2 separate regions of the Homo sapiens genome follow, and region 2 is linked to region 1. Evidence: read pairs that join two places in POLR2A ChIA-PET (ENCODE). Cell type or tissue: A673. All regions are shown on one strand. Each heading gives the region's core, and the rest is flanking DNA. Links, peaks and the distances in the headings are about the cores only. Region 1 holds the start of ST7-AS2 (ST7 antisense RNA 2). Region 2 has its middle 63 kb from the start of WNT2.

Region 1 (8,341 bases), core at 170-8,169:
TCCTTTAACAGCATGCACATAAACCATTTTGCTGGAAGACTTTCTCTGATAAAATAGCTCAGTAGATTCCAGACAGCCTGCTGATAGAGGCTTAGGCAGGATGATCTAATTTCTTATTAAGACACAGCCATCTTCTCCCCATATGCATGAGTTTAAAACTTTCCTAGAGCAGATTTCATAGTAGAAATAGAAATGTCAGTTAGAATGCCTTCCATGTAGAAAGCAGAATCGTTTAAAGAAATTTCTCTGGAAACACCTTAAGGAAGGGGAAACTGTTAATTGAAAAGAGATTCTAAAAAAAAATGAAAGGGAATTCTGGGAAGGCCAGCAGTAGATAATTTCTTATATTTTCATGGCAATACACCTGTGAAATATTGATGAGGTAAACACGTCGACTCCTTAACATCAAGATTCATCACTTCTCATTTTTTAAAGCAACACGTTAATTATTTTGAATTCCCAGGATGTTTTTCAAAAAAACTCATTTTAATTAGCTTCCTTTTGCAATCACGAATATGGAAGCGGCACCTTACTGCTGAAGGAATATTTTGGCAGTAAGCAGAGCTAAGAGAGCATGCTGGCTTTTTCTTTCTTTCTTTTTCTTTTCTTTTTTTCTTTTTCTTTTTTAAGACAGAGTCTCACTCTGATGCCCAGGCTGGAGTGCAGTGGCACGACTTGGCTCACTACAGCCTTGACTTCCCAAGCTCAAGTTGTTTCCCCACCTCAGCCTCCCAAAGAGCTGGGACTGCAGGCGCACACCATCATGCCTGGCTAATTTTTGTATTTTTTGTAGAGACTGGGTTTTGCTATGTTGCCCAGGCTCATCTTGACCTCGTGGTCTCCAGTAATCCACCCACTTCGGCCTCCCAAAATTCTGAGATTACTGGCCTTGCATGCTGGCTTTTGAACATCACTGTAATGTAAGGTGTTATTTATTATTCAAAATAAAAAGTTGCATTTTCTGCTTTATTAAATTTAAGGAAAGGTCTTTCTGCTTGCTCTCATGTTTGGTAATTTTGCCTCTTCAACATTTAATATACGATACAATTTCTTTTTTCCTTTTGACATCTACTGTTTAGCTAACCTCAAGTTTTCCCTCTGTCTTTCCCTGGCCCTATTTGAGTAGATTTGGAATGAATGTCATAGGGCTGATGACCATGGTCTAGTCCCTTAGCCATACACTGTCAGAACTGTCATGGATAAACTAATAAGGATGGGATAGATTGCCTGTATGAAAGAACTCAAAAGCTGCTGTGCTTCAGTCATTCGGTCTAGAGCAGGATTTCTCAGCCTCAGCACTGTTGACATCTTGGGTCAGATTGGGGAGCTGCCTTGTGCATTGTAGGATGTTTAGCAGCATCCTAAGCTTCCACCTACTAGATGCCAATTGCAGCTTAACCCCTGTACCTCCCCAGTTGTGAAAAAAAAAAGATGTCTCCAGAAGTTGCTAAATGTCCCCTGGGGGGCAAAATCATCCCGCATTAAGAACCACTGATCTAGAGAATCTTGAGGTGAGTAGATCTGTTTCAGGGCTGACATTGGGTGTTTTTTTTGTTTTGTTTTGTTTTTGAGATGGGGTCTCTTTCTGTCTCCAGGCTGGAATACAGTGGCATGATCTTGGCTCACTGCAACCTCCACCTCCTGGGTTCAAGCGATTCTCCTGCCTCAGCCTCCCGAGTACCTGGGACTACAGGCGCATGCCACCACACCCAGCTGATTTTTGTATTTTTAGTAAAGATGGGGTTTCACCGTGTTGGCCAGGATGGTCTTGATCTCTTGATCTCATGATCCACCTGCCTCGGCCTCCCAAAGTGCTGGGATTACAGGCATGAGCCACTGTGCCTGGCCCAGACATCGGGTTTTATCCACTCTGTGTGTTAGGAGTCTGGGCTTCCCTTAGTGTGGGTGTAAGCCTCTGAAGCACCCCCAGATTTGACCAGCCTGGTTTTGGGGGCTGTTTTGCCCAAATGAGATTCCCTGAAGATCCATCCCAGGGCAGGAAGAGTAAATGAACCTGGTGGGGTCCTGGTGGGAGGGCTGACAAAGAGGAGAATGTGATGTGGGTTGGTGGTCTCCCTTGCCCCTCATGCATGCTTCGAGATCATTGTTTGCTTCATTTCCCTAAAATCTACAGTTCCTTTGAAAGTAGACTCTGGCGTTATCACCTTTCCCCGGTCTTTTTGCAGTTTCCTGTTGACCTCTGAGCCATTCTCCCTCACTCTTGTTTCACTCTGTTTGCAACACTACCTCTTCCTGTATCCTGGCCTCTCATTTCTCACAGATCATCATGCTGTTCTTGAAACATTTTATTTACTTGATTTTAGAAAACTATACTCTTAGTTTCCCTAAAATCTCATAATCTCTTTGCGGGATTTTCCTCATCTTTGTGACTTCCAAAATTTGAAGTGTCCCCTGGCCAGTCCTGGGTGGCTACATTCAATCTCAGAGTTTTAAATATCATCTCAATGACAAACGTTTCTGTAGTGTTTACTGTGTCCTAGGCATTGTTCTAGGTGCTTTACAAATATAACCTCATTTAATTTTCCTAACAACCCTTGACATTGGTGCTTGTTAAAGGTCATGTAACAAGGTAGTATTTCTGAGAGTGTGGTCTACAACCACCTGTATCAGAAGTGCCCAGGGTGCTAGTTTAGTACTCACCTCACAGGGTAGATGTCAGGATTAAACGGGATAATTCAAGCAAAGTACTTGGGACCAGACTTCATGAGTAATAACGACTCATTGTTGCTGTTCTTACTGTTATTGTCCAAGAGATATTGTTAAGTGAAGAGGAAAAGTATAAACATAGGTATAATTTGATTCCATTTTTTCAATTAAAAATATATGCTAATATAGACTAATAGTTCTCAAACTTCTTGGTCTCAGAACACCTTTAAAATAATTGAGGATCCCCAAACCTTCGTGTGCGTTTACCTGTTGATATTTACCATTTTAGAAAATTAAAACTGAGAAATTTGAAAAGATGTTAAAATAATGGTTACAAATACATTATATGTTAATACAAATAACATTTTTGTGAAAACTAACTATATTGTTCAAACAAAAAAATAAGAAGAGTGACATTGCTGTTATACTTTTACAAACCTCTCTAGTGTCCAGATGAGCAGGAGGCTGGAGGCTAATATCTGCTTCTGTATTCAGTCTATGGTGATATTGCCCAACAGGTGACCTCTTGGAGTGGGAGAGGGAGAGTGAAAAAGGCAAAGAAAAATTTTATTATTATGAAAATAGTTTTGATCTAAGGACTCCCCGAAAAGATGTCAGACACTCCTCAGTGGCTCACACTTGTAATCCCAGCACTTTGGGAGGCCAAGGCAGGCAAATTGCTTGAGCTCAGCAGTTGGACACTAGCCTGGGCAGCATGATGAAACCCCATCTCTACCAAAAAAAAAAAAAAAAATTAGTTGGGCATGGTGGTACATGCTTGTAATCCCCAGCTACCCAGGAGGCTGAGGTGGGAGGATCACCTGAGCCTGGTAGGTCAAGGCTGCAGTGAGCTGTAATCAGGCCACTGCACTCCAGCCTAGGCAACAGAGTAAGACCCTGTCTCCAAAAAAAAAAAAAAAACCAAAATTCTGGGGGTTCCCTAACCATACCTCCAGGGGTTCCCTGACCATGCCTTGAGAGTCACTTGTATAAGCATAAGGAAAAACCTTGATTATAGAGAAAGTCTTTAGCATTAAAATTATAGCTGTCTATTTTTTGTATTTAGGTAATGTTGAGTATTATATGTGCTACTTGTATTTTCTTATGATGATAAAAGTAAAATTTAAAAATAAAGATTGAGACCACTTTCAAAAGAACAAAGTAGTGGATGCAAAAAAGGTAGAAAATGGCCAGGTATGGTGGCTCACGCCTGTAATCCCAGCACTTTGGGAGGCCGAGGCGGGGCAGATTGCTTGAGCCCAGGAGTTTGAGACCAGCGTGGGCAACGTGGTAAAACCCCATCTCTACTAAAAATACATAAATTAGCCAGGTGTGGTAGCACACGCCTGTGGTCCGTGGTCCCAGCTGCTTGAGAGGCTGAAGCAGGAAGATCTCTTGGGCCTGAAGTTAAGGCTGCAGTGAGCCATGATTGTGCTACTGCATTCCAGCCTGGGCAACAGAATGAGACCCCATCTCAAAAAAAAAGTAGAAAATGGGGTAGACACAGGGAAATATGGATGTGGTGAAGAAAAACTTCATCCACCTAGAATTTTAGCGTAAAACCAGACCTGTGACTAGTTTATTCCCAGGCATATTAGTTTCCTGGAACTGTGATAACAAAATGCCCCAAACTAGATAGTTTAAACAACAGAAATTTATTCTCTCACAATTCTGGAGGCTAGGAGTCCAAGAACAAGGCAGGTGGCAGAGCCGTCCTCCCTCTAAAAGCTCTAGGGAGCAATCCTTAATTGCCTCTTCCAGCTTCTGGTGTTTGCTAGCAATCTCTGACATTCCCTTGTAGCTGCATTACCCCAGTCTCTGCCTGTCTTCACATGGCTTTCTCCCTGTGTGTGTGTGTTTCTGTGTATAGATTTCCCTCCTGTCATAAGGATATAAGTCATATTGTATTTATGACCTCATCTTAAGTTGATTGTTTCTGCAGAAACACTATTTCTGATAGGGTCACATTCATAGGTACTGAGGGTTAGGATCTCAACATGTCTTTCTGGGGGACATAATTTAACCCACAATAGCAGGTCATATATAAAAGCAAAATACAGATACCCTGTATAAATTTACATTCTTCTAAAACTTCACTGCTATATCAGGTCAGCTAAAAACATGTTTTGTATGCCTTTGACCATGTTAAACCCACTCTCAGCCTAGCCTGTAAAGATGATAGCTGCTAACTAACCCTCTGTGTTCTTACATTTGGCTCCTTTAAAAAAATAGTCAGAGGGAGCTCCTTGTGTCCTTTCTGCATTTTCATCATCATCTACAGGATTCCCAGCTGAGAACTACAGGGTTTTTAGTTTTTATCAATAACCTACAGAGTGAGTATTACATGTGCCATACATTCTGCTAAGAAATTTACAAATACTGTGTCATTTAACTCACACATACCATGAGTGTCCTATAAAATTACAAAAGTAATTTATGCTCATTGTGACAAGTCAAAGAATTGAGGAAGTTGTGATATCACCTACACTTCTACAGTGCCATCGCACTGTAAAGGCATATGTGACTGAAGACTGAAGGAGATGCCAAAGTTAGTCATGTGATGTATTTTCAAAGGCCCTGAGGCAGCAGTATGTCTGGAGTGTTCAAGCAACAGCAAAGGAATCTTGGGTGGATAGAACAGAATAAGCCCAGGGGAGAGAAGGGAGGGAGCTTAAAGATCATACAGGGCTTATTGATCACAGTAAGGATTTCAGCTTTTACTCTGGGTGAAATGGAGAGCTTTGCAAGGTTTTGAACAGAGGAGTGACATGACCAGTCTTAATTTTTACAGGCTGCTGTGTAGCAGCAGAGAAGCGGAGGAGTCGGTCAGCAGGCTCTTGTATTAATCTTGGCAAGCCACAATGGCAGCTCAGGCCAGAGTGGTAGCAGAGAAGGTGGTGTGAAGTGATCAGATTCTAGATATATTTTGAAGGCAGGACTAGCAGAATTTGCTAATTAATCAGATATGCAGTACAAGAAAAAAGAGAAGTCAGGGCTGATTCTAAATATTTGCCTTGAAAGGGAAGGAGTTTGTGTCAGCTAAGATGTGGAAGTCTGGGGTGAGAGAGGTTTTTTGAGAGAAAATTACGAGTTCAGTTTTGAACATGTTACATTTGAGAGAGCACCTATTCATTGTTATCTTAAGTAGTGACTTCTTGATCTTTTTGTGGACTATGACAAATGTATACTTTGTTGGGACATTTTGGGGGATTTGATTAGATCCCTCTTAAAATATAGTTGGTGAGGAACTTCAGGAAGATAAAATCTAATTGATTTCAGAGAAACTGTGACTATAACAGTCTTTGCAGAATACAGAATGTAGTGTCTTGTGTGTTTAATTTATATGTCTATAGATCTCTGCTTCTTCCCTGTTTTACTCAACACTGTTTTTCAATCTGTCCATTTTTGCTCTATGTACCTCTTGCATCTAGTTTGCAGTTTCTAACTGCTGCATCATATTCCATGTTGTGTTCTTACTCTATTTTACTTAACCTTTCCTCTAGTGAAGGAACTCCAGGTTTCTTCCAACTTCCTGTTATCCCAGCAGTGCTGCAATGAACATCCTTGTAGACATGTGAGAAACATTCATTAGGCTGTGGGATTATATACGTGCTAGATTCCAGTGAGTCCTGCAATTTCACTCTTCAGAATGGCTGCCTATGATTAAATTCTTACGAGCAATACCTGACTATGCCCATGTATCTCAGTACTAGGCTCTGCTTCAAGCACGTCTATATTTAATATACATATTTATATATTTTAAAAATTTATTACATATAGCTTTTCATGATGTTATTTCATAATTTAAAAATACTATGTAGTTTTTTTCTTCCTTTTCATTTTGTATTTTATTTGGCTAGTTTTTACTCTTATTTTGCCTGATTAGTCTTGGCAGAGGTTGTCTATTTTGCCAGTCTTTTAAAAACAATTAGGTTTAGTTTATTTCCTCAACTTTTTTGTTTTTATTCTGTTTTTTCTTTCCATATTTGTATTATTGTTTCTTCTCCTCCTCATCCTTCTCCCCCTCTATCCTCTGTGTTTGTTGCCTTTTTACCATTTGATCCTAAGCATTTTTAAATTTCTTTTAAATTTCATTTTACCCTGTATAGTATGTTTTACCCCTCGTCATTGATTGATTTTTTTCTTTACATTATGCTTAGAAAGCATACATCATATGATATTGATTTGGGGAGAATTTATGGTCACTTCCCCTGAGGCCTAGCATATGGTCAGGTTTAATAAATGTTATATCTGTGTTTGAAGGGAATATAATCCCTGTTGGGTATAAAGATTTGTATGTATTTACTAGTTTGAGCTTATAAACCATATTATTCAAATCTCATATATCAGCTTATTTTGTCTCTTTGCTCTATCAGTTTCTAAGAAGAATGTGATAGAATATTCACCTCCAACTGTTTATTAATCTGTTTTTTGCATGCTCAGTTATTTGTTCCTTTATATATTTTGAGGTTTTGTTGTTGGGTGCGTTTATGTTGGTGATTATTATGACTTACTGATATGTTATTATGAGTATATAATGTCTCTTATATTTATCTTCCTTGAATTTTTTAACATATGTTAAGAATACCTACTCTAACTTATTGTGATTCATATTTAACTGGTTTATTGTTGTCTAAATTTTATAATCAAGCTTCCTATAAGTTTTTGATGGATCATTTGGATCTGTAAAATTTTTGATGAATATTGTCTTTATTCAAATCTGAGGGTTTTATACTTTTGATTGCTATGTTTATCCCATTCGTGTTTATAGAGAGTAACAGAATAATTACTGCTTTTTTTGAGCGTGTGTGCTGTCTTTCATGTTTTCTATGTCGTACTTTCTCTCCCATTGAAAATATCTTCCACTGATTCAACATTTTAAATTTCTGTTTTATTCTTCTGATATTCCCAACTCACTAAGATCCATACTTATATTTATGGTTCTTGATCAGTTACTAAGCCTATCACTATGTCAATATCTATAAATTATTCCCAAATGATAGAATTAATTTAGCATATGGTGCCCTGCTTCCCACCCTAAATCAGGAGGCAACCATGGACATTTGTGAACAGCTTTTCCTTCTGTGAGATGTGTGGGGAGCACTGATGTCTGAGTTTCTGCTGGGCTGGCAGGGTTGCTTCTGTGAGCAGAAGCCAGTGAAGTTGTTGATTTCTAGGGTAAGCAGAGAGGTGATCACTGGAAACAGACTTATTTCAGACCTGGGCCACCAGGAACAGAAACCAGAAAACAGGCAAAGCCAGCAATGCATGCGATGACCAGGGAGGACAATGAATTGGGTCTCCTGGGTTTCCCTTTTAAATAATCAATGCAAAAGCGTTGATCATATCCTTCTTCCTGGACCGCTATCTCTACTGCTTGTTAAGAGCAGATACCCTGGTTAGCCTTTGCCCTCTCCTTGGGCCTGGGGAAGTTACCTTTGTGACTCAAGAATCCTCAGGTACACAAACCTGCTTTCTGGGACCTCCCACTGAGCCATTTAAATACAAGCTTAGGCTCTAGTAGGACATCTTTACTCTTTCACCAGTAAAATCATTACTGCCTAAACAGAGTAAAGATAGTTACCACCGACCTTCCTACCCCTAAACACCCATTTCTTTAAATCAGGTGGGCTGTCCTTACAGCTTAATGTATCACTGTCCCATTTTCCACTCT
Region 2 (8,341 bases), core at 254-8,253, 110 kb after region 1:
TGAGGAGCCGACCAAGAAGTGGCTGGCAAAGCAGAAATATGGTTTGCAGCTTCAGCCAAATGGCCAGAGCTGAGCACTGAGTAGTGGTTTGGAGATGAAAGACAGTATATTCATACCCAGCCCAGGAAGAAAGGGGAACAGGGGTCACTACTAGTTAGGGAACTTGTGTAAGCAAGCAAAGTAGTAACAATATTCACCATGTCCAATATCCACCATATCCTCTTGTATCATTGTACCCCTTCACTCTTTAATCCCCACAACCATTGTATGGAATCACTATTGTTATTCAACTGTGGCAAAGGAAGAACTGTAGCTCAGATGGATTAGATAACTCTGCAGTCTTACCCAGAATGGGGATCAGAATGCAGAATCATCCCACTTTAAAGCTCTTTCCAACACAGGAGGCACCGTGTGTGCTGAAGATGTGCTTGGTGTGTCTAAGCAGCAGTGAGTAGTTAGACTAGAAGGATTCATGCGGAACAGATTTGGAGGGGGAGTATGGGCTAGATTGTGGAAGAGTATGGGGTTTGGACATTTTAGGCATTAGGAACCAATGAAGATTTTGGAAGACTGCAGAGAAACGATGGAAACACTTTTAGAGTGATTTGTTTAGAAAGAGTGAGCAAGGTGGATTGATGAGAAGAAAGTCTGGTGCCAGTGAGCCTCATTGAGCATTCAATTTAATAATTTAGAAATGAAGTGATACAGGCCTTGGTTTGGATGGTGGCAATGAGAAAGAAGAGGAAGAGAAAAATATTTCAAACAAAGAATACACAGAAATTGTTGCACATAGAGATTATATGAAAAGTAGGACTCAAGGATAATTCCGAGATTTGGGGGCCTGGATAACTAGTAGAATAGTGATTCTCCCTTCAGAAATAGAACACTTGGGAATTCTGGAATTTTCTTCCTTTTCAAATGTGGCCTCTCTCCCTGCACTGTCCCCTGCCCCTAATGTACCATGATGGTATAGGATACCCAACGATCTGAGCTTCACCCTTGATTACCATCGGCAGAGTTGATAAGTTGAACTAATTCAGAGATAACTGTTTACTGTGTAGTCAGGGAAAACATTCACTTGGAGACTGGAAACTGCTGTTTTTCACTATCACCAACTTGCTGTTATTCACTAGCTTTGACTTGATCCAAGTTATTTGACAGTATGGCTAAGAGGATGTATTGGGATAATATATGTCAATGGTTCTCAACCTTCGGTTTTATTGTAATCCCCTGGGGAGCTTTTAAGTAATACCAACACCTTGGCCCATCTCCAGAAATTCTCAGTTAATCTGGGATAGGGCCCAGTCTCCCCCACACCAACCCAGGGTGGGTCCAAAGGGGCAGGATGGAGCGGGTGGCTGGGACCCAGTTTGTTTGTTTGTTTTGTTTTTTAACCAACATCTCTGGTTATCTACTTGAATGTTCCCTCACATACATTCTCAAGGACTCCAGAGGGTTTCACTAACGTCTAAGGGTTGTCAGCATAAGAGAACTCACCCAGAACTTGTTTACCACATTCAGGAAGGTGTGGGCATCTTGCAAGATAAGGGGGCCAGGGGAGAAAAGATCTCTGCTTGCCAGTACAGCCACAGCCTAGTAGGGCATTTTGGATTTTCATAGCCTCAACCAATGAAAACACATTTAAAAATTCAACTAGACTTATATAAGAGCAAGAATTTGTTACTCTACCTTCCTAATGTTATGTGAGTGTCATAGGGCATTCTGAGGGGGATAGGTTATGCATGTGGCTGCAGTTCTTAGAGAGGTAGCACATTATATTTGGGTGGTCCAAGCCAAGTTGAGACCCAGTTTACCCAGAGAGCATGTACTAAAGTATAATCCAAACGACCCTTGAAATTCCCTTGTGAAGATCTGAAGATAGTGTAGTTCTGCTCTCACAGTTCAACATAGATTTTCTTCTACTGTTAAAACACATTGCTTATTCTTCCCCAAGCCCTTAAGGGATGGTTGGTTTGTGTTTTAAAAGAGCCATTTATACCTAACAACAATATCTCTAAATACAAAATTCACACCTAGAAGGCTCGGGAGCTCGAGTGAGAGACAGGCTGTGCCCAGAGGCATGGACAGTAACTGAGGGAAGTGCAGATTCAAGTCTCCAGTCCATTCTCACTCAGGGATGCCTGCTTATTGAGGTAATGGCCCCACTAGCTCACATTTTTACCCATATCTCCCCCAGCCATTTCTCTCTTAAATGCCACAAGTGTGTTTCTGATAGAGGTCATCAAGACCTTCTTGTTGGACAGCACTCATAGTAGATGGTAGATTAAAAGTCACTGATATAGAGAAGGGGCTAATTTCCCCAGTACACATGCCACACACCTAAGGACATCTTCATGTTTGGCATACAGTAGTCCCCTGTCAATGACAAGAGTAAAACCCTGTAAAATATTTGAATAAATTTATTCTGAGGCAAATATTAGTGACCAATGGCCGGTGACAGCCCTCAGGAGATACCGAGAACATGTGCCCAAGGAGTTTGGGCCATAACTTAGCTTTATACATTTTAAGGAGACACAAGACGTCAATCAATAGATGTAAAATGTACATTGGTTCAGTCTGGAAAGGAGAGACAACTGGACGTGGGGGCTCTCAGGTCATAGGTAGATTCAAAGATTTTATGATTGGCGATTGGTTGAAAGAGTTAAGTTATTAACTAAAGACTTAGAATCAATAGAAAGGAATGTCTGGGTTAAGATAAGGGTTTGTAGAGGCCAGAGTTTTATCATGCAGGCAAATTCTCCAGGTAGCAGGCTTCAAAGGGAATAGATGGTAAATTTTTTTTTTAATCAGACTTAAAGAGTCTGTTCTCAGTAATTTCAAAAGGAAGGACGGTATAATGAGGCATGTCTGACTCCCTCTTGCCATCATGTCCTGAACTAGTTTTCCAGGTTAACTCTGGAATGCCCTTTGCTGAGCCATGGGTTCTATTCAGATGGTTGGGGGACTTGGAATTTTATTTTTGGTTTACGTACCCTATCTGTGATTTCTCTCTTCCCATAGTTTCAGTTACTTGCAGTCAACTGTGGTCCAAAAATAGGTGAGGGCAGTACAATAAGATGTTTGGAGAGAGAAAGATAGACCATATTTACATAACTGTTATTACAATATATTGTTACAGTTTCTCTATTTCATTATTAGTTATTCTTAATCTCTTACTCTGCCTAATTTATAAATTAAACTTTATTATAGGTGTGTATGTATAGGAAAAAATGTAGCGTATATAGGATTCAGTACTACCCGAGGTTTCAGGCATCCACTTGGAACGTATCTCTTAAGCATAAGTGAGGACTACTGTACCCGCAACCCCAGGCTGATCCAGATGAGCTAGAATCCTCTTACTGAAGCATTGGCTTTGACATCAGGGAGCCTGGTGCCAGCATTTTGGAGTGTGAAGATTGTATTTACATCCCTGACTCCTCCCACTTTTCCCACACTCCCACCCACCCTTAAATTAGCATCATCAATCTATATCATTGTGTCCTTAGGGTAAACTCTGTGTGTGTGTGTGTGTGTGTGTGTGTGTGTGTGTGTGTGTGTGTGTGTGCATGTGTCTGTGTGTATACACCACTTCTCCTGTCAATGGCTTCTAATCGTCCCTCATTCTTAGCATGATGTAATTAAGCAACAAACTCACATTTTGTGATCCTTGTGGTAGGTTGTACAGAGGGAAGAATAGAAACTTAAAGTAAGATTGGCCTGGTTTCACTCTCTGCTTGGTCCAAACCTCAACTTGTGCCTAGAATTAGCAACCGGAGGAGAAAATGGCCAGCAGAGAGTCTACCCAAGAAGACTAGACTAAATTTCCAGGGGAATTTAGTTTTTTTTTGTCCTTGAGTTGCTTCTACAACTCTTCAATGTCTTTAAAAAGTAAGTTTTTGAAAACTGTTTTTTCTAATTGTCACAGTGGGAGGATTGGCCTCCTCCAGGCTACTACCTCTTACCTGAAGGCATGGGTGAGGTTTTTAAGCTAGTGGGTCTGTGTACTGTAAATACTAGGTATAAAATGAAGACACAAATCAATTTAGAGCAGGATCTCATTATGAAAGGAGTCATTTGCATACCCAGACTTAGTTATGCTAATATAAGAACACTGCTAGACTCTCCTTACCATGGGGTGAGGACATAGCAGAATCTTTGAAAAATTCCTGTGGTTTATCAGTTTGCAAAAAGATCCCTGGAGGCTTATAGTATGGAATGACTGTGAGACTCCACCCTCATCTTCCTAAGAATTGAATTAGAGAAATCTGTTTTTAAGAGTGTGGCCCTAAAAAATATCTGCTGGCATGAAAGGATCTCAAGGTCCCCTAAGGGGAATTCATTATGAGAGTGTCTGCTCATGATTCCCGTTCAACATAAAAGCATGGAGGTTCTTTGGGAAGGAGAGGTTCTAGCAAAACATGTAAGTGAGGCTGAAGAACCCATGGATCTACCCACCAAGACATATTGTCATTCTTTGAGAACAATAGCTGAATATGTGAGTGAAAAATAAAAGAGCTATGCCCTTGGGACCCAAGTGTGAGCTTTGGGCTGTTCAGGGATCTGCACTGGTAAGAGTATACCTGATCTTTGAGCTAGAGTCCTTGCAACTCTGCAGGGCCAGTGTTCAATAATGGGGTTCTATGTAAGTAACAGAAGCAGTAATGCTGGTAGGCTAAAGAGACTTTCCAGTTAGGCTGCTTGGGAATACTAACCCATTTAGATTCAATGAGCCTTGGGGATTCTTGGATAGTTTGCAGTGGGAGCCTCAAGAGAGAGATCTTGGATTTCTACTAATTAGGATTGGAGGAAAATGTGTAAATCTGGTAAAGAGGGTTATACCAGCTATACCAGCTTTCAAGCTCTAGTTATTCATTTGTAATGGGAGTAGGGACAGAGTATAAGGGAAGAAAATTCTAGTAGCATGATAATATTAGTGTTTTAAGACAACCAGCTCTTAGGGATCATTAGGCTTTTGAGATCCTTTTACTCAACCACAGGAAATCAGAGTGTGAGTTTCTGATGCTTTCATGGACAGGTCATTATATATACGCCAGACTTACTTGAAGACACTTTCTGAGCCACGTGATAAATAGCAGGCTATTGCAATTACTACATAAAATTGGAGTTTTCTTGACTTTAAGAAGAGTTTTGGAAGTAGTAAGCATAGTTAATGCTCTCCTATTCTTGTATTTTAATTGTTGCAGGTTATTTTTCATTAGATTAACACTAAGAAGTCAATATTGTAATCTATTTGTGGCTCTCAGAAAACGTACAATAATTTCAGTTTAACCAATTTACAAAACAATCTTGGCAAGAATTTGGTTTGCATACTTATGAGAGATTCAAAGCTGGGTACTACCTTTATGGTATGAATTTGTACCAGGCATGATGAGAATTTTTTTTGAACGTGTACATCAGAATTGCTTGAAGAACAGTTGAGTCTTATGTTTACTCATTCCTTTATTTGAAAAAGCGTATGAACTTATTGAATACTTGCTGTATGCCTGAGTGCTTTATCGTGGAATCCAGATTGAGAAGTGAGAAGAGAAATTGGTGTAGGGAAAGGGAAGAAGGGAGGGAGCCTGCCTAAAGGAAATACTCCCAATCATCCTTGGCTAATGTGTATTGGAATTGTAGCTTTATAGATTAGATTAATTTTAGTGAAAAGTTGACGTTTTATAATATTAGGTCTATTGTTGTATTATCTCCATTCATTCAAAGTATCTCCTTTTCATTACTAAAGTTTTGTAGGTTTCTGTCTTAATAGTTCTGCATAGCAGTTACTGTTTATTCCTAAGTATTTTTTGTTTCTGCTATGAGTTTCTACTACCCTAAACAGTTGCCCAGCTTTCAGTAAGTCCTTCCCACATCCACACATACAAATTCACTCTCCTTCTTTTAGGTTGACTGAAGAGGTGTAAAAATTATTTTCATCTTTCTGTGAGATAAATTATTCATTTTTTGTTATAATGTTTATCTTTAAATTTTAACATGCTTACTTAACAATGCCTGAAGTTTATCAATACTTCTACCCTTCTAAACAATTTAAGTTAAACTGCTTAAAATTGATCACTCCATTTCCATCTTGATATTGTTGCCAATACTTTGTCTCACTTTGTTTCACTTTGTTTTATTACCAGACATTAGTAATTACTAGTTATTTCTAAATATTCACTATTGTCTACATTTGACTGCACAAGTACAAATTTCTTTATTCATCATATCTTCTTGCATCTCAGTTCTTCCTTTTAGAATATATTTCCTTTTTCCTGAAGTTCCTAGACAGAGTATGCTCTTCGTAGATTTTGTCTCAAAATGTCTTTATGTTGTCCTTGCTCTTTAATGATAATTCAGCTGGATATAAAGTTACACGTTGACATTTATTTTCTTTCAAGAAATTTGAAAATATGATTCCATTGTCTTCTGCTTTCTATCAGTGCTTTGAAAAAGTCTGCTATTAGTTTGATTATTGTTCTTTTTTAGACAACTTTTCTCTCTGGTAGCTTTTTGTGTCTTCTCTTTTTCTTCTACTCTCTACAGTGTCTCAGCAATATGTTTTGTTATAGATTTATTTTGTTAATTCTACCTGGTAGTTATGCTTCTTGAAACAGGTTTTATATATTTCATCCATTCTGGAAAACAGTCATTTTCCCCATTTTCTCTCTCTTTCTGGAACTTCTAGTATAAGTATATGAGGAACCTTTTCATTCAATCTTTCATGTCTCTTAATCCCTTTTGTATTTTTTCTTTATATCTTGGACAACATTCTGGGTAATTTCTTTAAATCTATCTCTTACCTACTTCATTAACTTTTTCTTTAGCTGAATCTATTTTTTTCTGATCAGCAGAAAAACATCCACTGAGTTTTTTTAAAAAGACCTATTTAATCAACATCAAGATCAGACTCTTATAGTGATCAACAATATGCATACAAAAATAAGTATATTATAAAACTTTTGTTGTAATGCTTCATACTTTCCACAGGAAAAAAACTAAAATTTCTGTTATATAGTTAGTCACAAGAACTATCTTTATGGATTTTTGCTCATAGGAGTATGTTCTAAAGCATCTCTTTTTGTAGGATGTAGATCCTGCCACCGCAGTTGGCTGAGTTAATAAACTTGTTGTAACCTGTAGCTTTCCTGTTATTTTTCAGGCTTTCCTCTTTTGCTAAGCACTTTTTTTTGGCAGTAATTAAAATCTTCTGCCACTGCTATAGCTTCTCCTGATGCTAATACAACCATAACCACCTTGGTTTTGTGGTTTGGCAAAGTATTGGCTCTCCCAGTATAAGAACCGGAGCTTCTGCTCCATGATCTCCTTCCTTTATGGGTCCAGAATTTGAAGATTATTGTAATTGCCATTGTCCACTGTCGCTTCCACCACCTCCAAAATTGCTTCTATCATTACCAACACCATTATAACTATCCCCACTGGCATCATATCCACCACCATCATGGCTGCCACCAAAGCTATCACAACCATTGTAATTTCCTCCATAATTAAAGTTGCCATTCCCTCTAAAATAACCTCCACAACGACTGCTGAAGTTTTCAGAACCACTTTGACCTAGATAAGGCACTTACAATCTCTTGCTTAGCCAGGGATTTCCCTACTTCACAGTTATGGCCATTCATAGTATGTTGTTTCCGAATGACAATCTTATCCATGAACTTATGGTCACCAAAGTTTACAGAAGCAAAGACTCTCCTCATCACTGCCCCAGTCTGTAATGATTTCACTTCAGTCAATCTTCCTATACTGCTATGTATTATCTGTTATGAGAACGATAGATGCAGTTGCCTGTGTAAGGAAATATTTAGTGGCTGCTTCTGTAGAGCGGGGTTTTTTTTTTGTTTTTTTTTTAATGAAGATTGGGATAAGGGGATGGAATTTAGGCTTAGCCTATAATTACATTAATTTTATTGTCCCTAGGAGGTTTACCTCCATTAACAGGATTTCTGCCTAAATGAGTCATCATTCAAGAACTTACAAAAAACAACAGTCTTATTTCCCCAACCATTATAGCTATTATAACCCTACTCAACCTATACTTTTACATATGCTTAATTTACTCTGGCTCAGTGACAATATTCCCCACATCCAATAACATAAAAATAAAATGACAGTTTGAAAACACAAAGCCCACATTATTCCTCCTCCCACTTATCTCTTCTACCTTCCTTTTACCCATTTCCCCATTAACACTATCTATGATCTAGAAATTTAGGTTAAACAAGACCAATGGCCTTCAAAGCCATTGAACATCACCCGTCCAATGAATCCCCTCCCCCATGAAAAAAGTTTTATGTTTCTATGTTAATTATCCCACAGATTTCTT

Evidence for each region. ChIA-PET counts read pairs that join two places held together with the same protein. Peaks named below come from ENCODE experiments on the same cell type or tissue, not always from the same donor. Only the 100,000 strongest peaks of a DNase experiment are listed, where the experiment ranks them.
Region 2: POLR2A ChIA-PET joins it to region 1 with 11 read pairs; 2 of 35 experiments call an interaction of 5 or more read pairs at or near these places.

The regions. Positions count from the first base shown.
Region 1 is chr7:117,141,062-117,149,402 of GRCh38, forward strand. All of the region lies in intron 9 of ST7 (suppression of tumorigenicity 7), which reads left to right. It overlaps ST7-AS2 (ST7 antisense RNA 2), which reads right to left and starts at 4,531. Exons shown (of 5, transcript NR_109981.1): 1 at 4,335-4,531; 2 at 3,106-3,192. In A673, for the core only: no CTCF peak of the experiment used is centred there; no DNase peak of the experiment used is centred there.
Region 2 is chr7:117,255,621-117,263,961 of GRCh38, forward strand. It overlaps the pseudogene LOC100421782, the pseudogene MTND2P37 and the pseudogene MTND4P6. Among named protein-coding and RNA genes, the nearest start is that of WNT2, 63 kb to the right of the region's middle. In A673, for the core only: no CTCF peak of the experiment used is centred there; no DNase peak of the experiment used is centred there; H3K27me3 peaks cover 932 bases.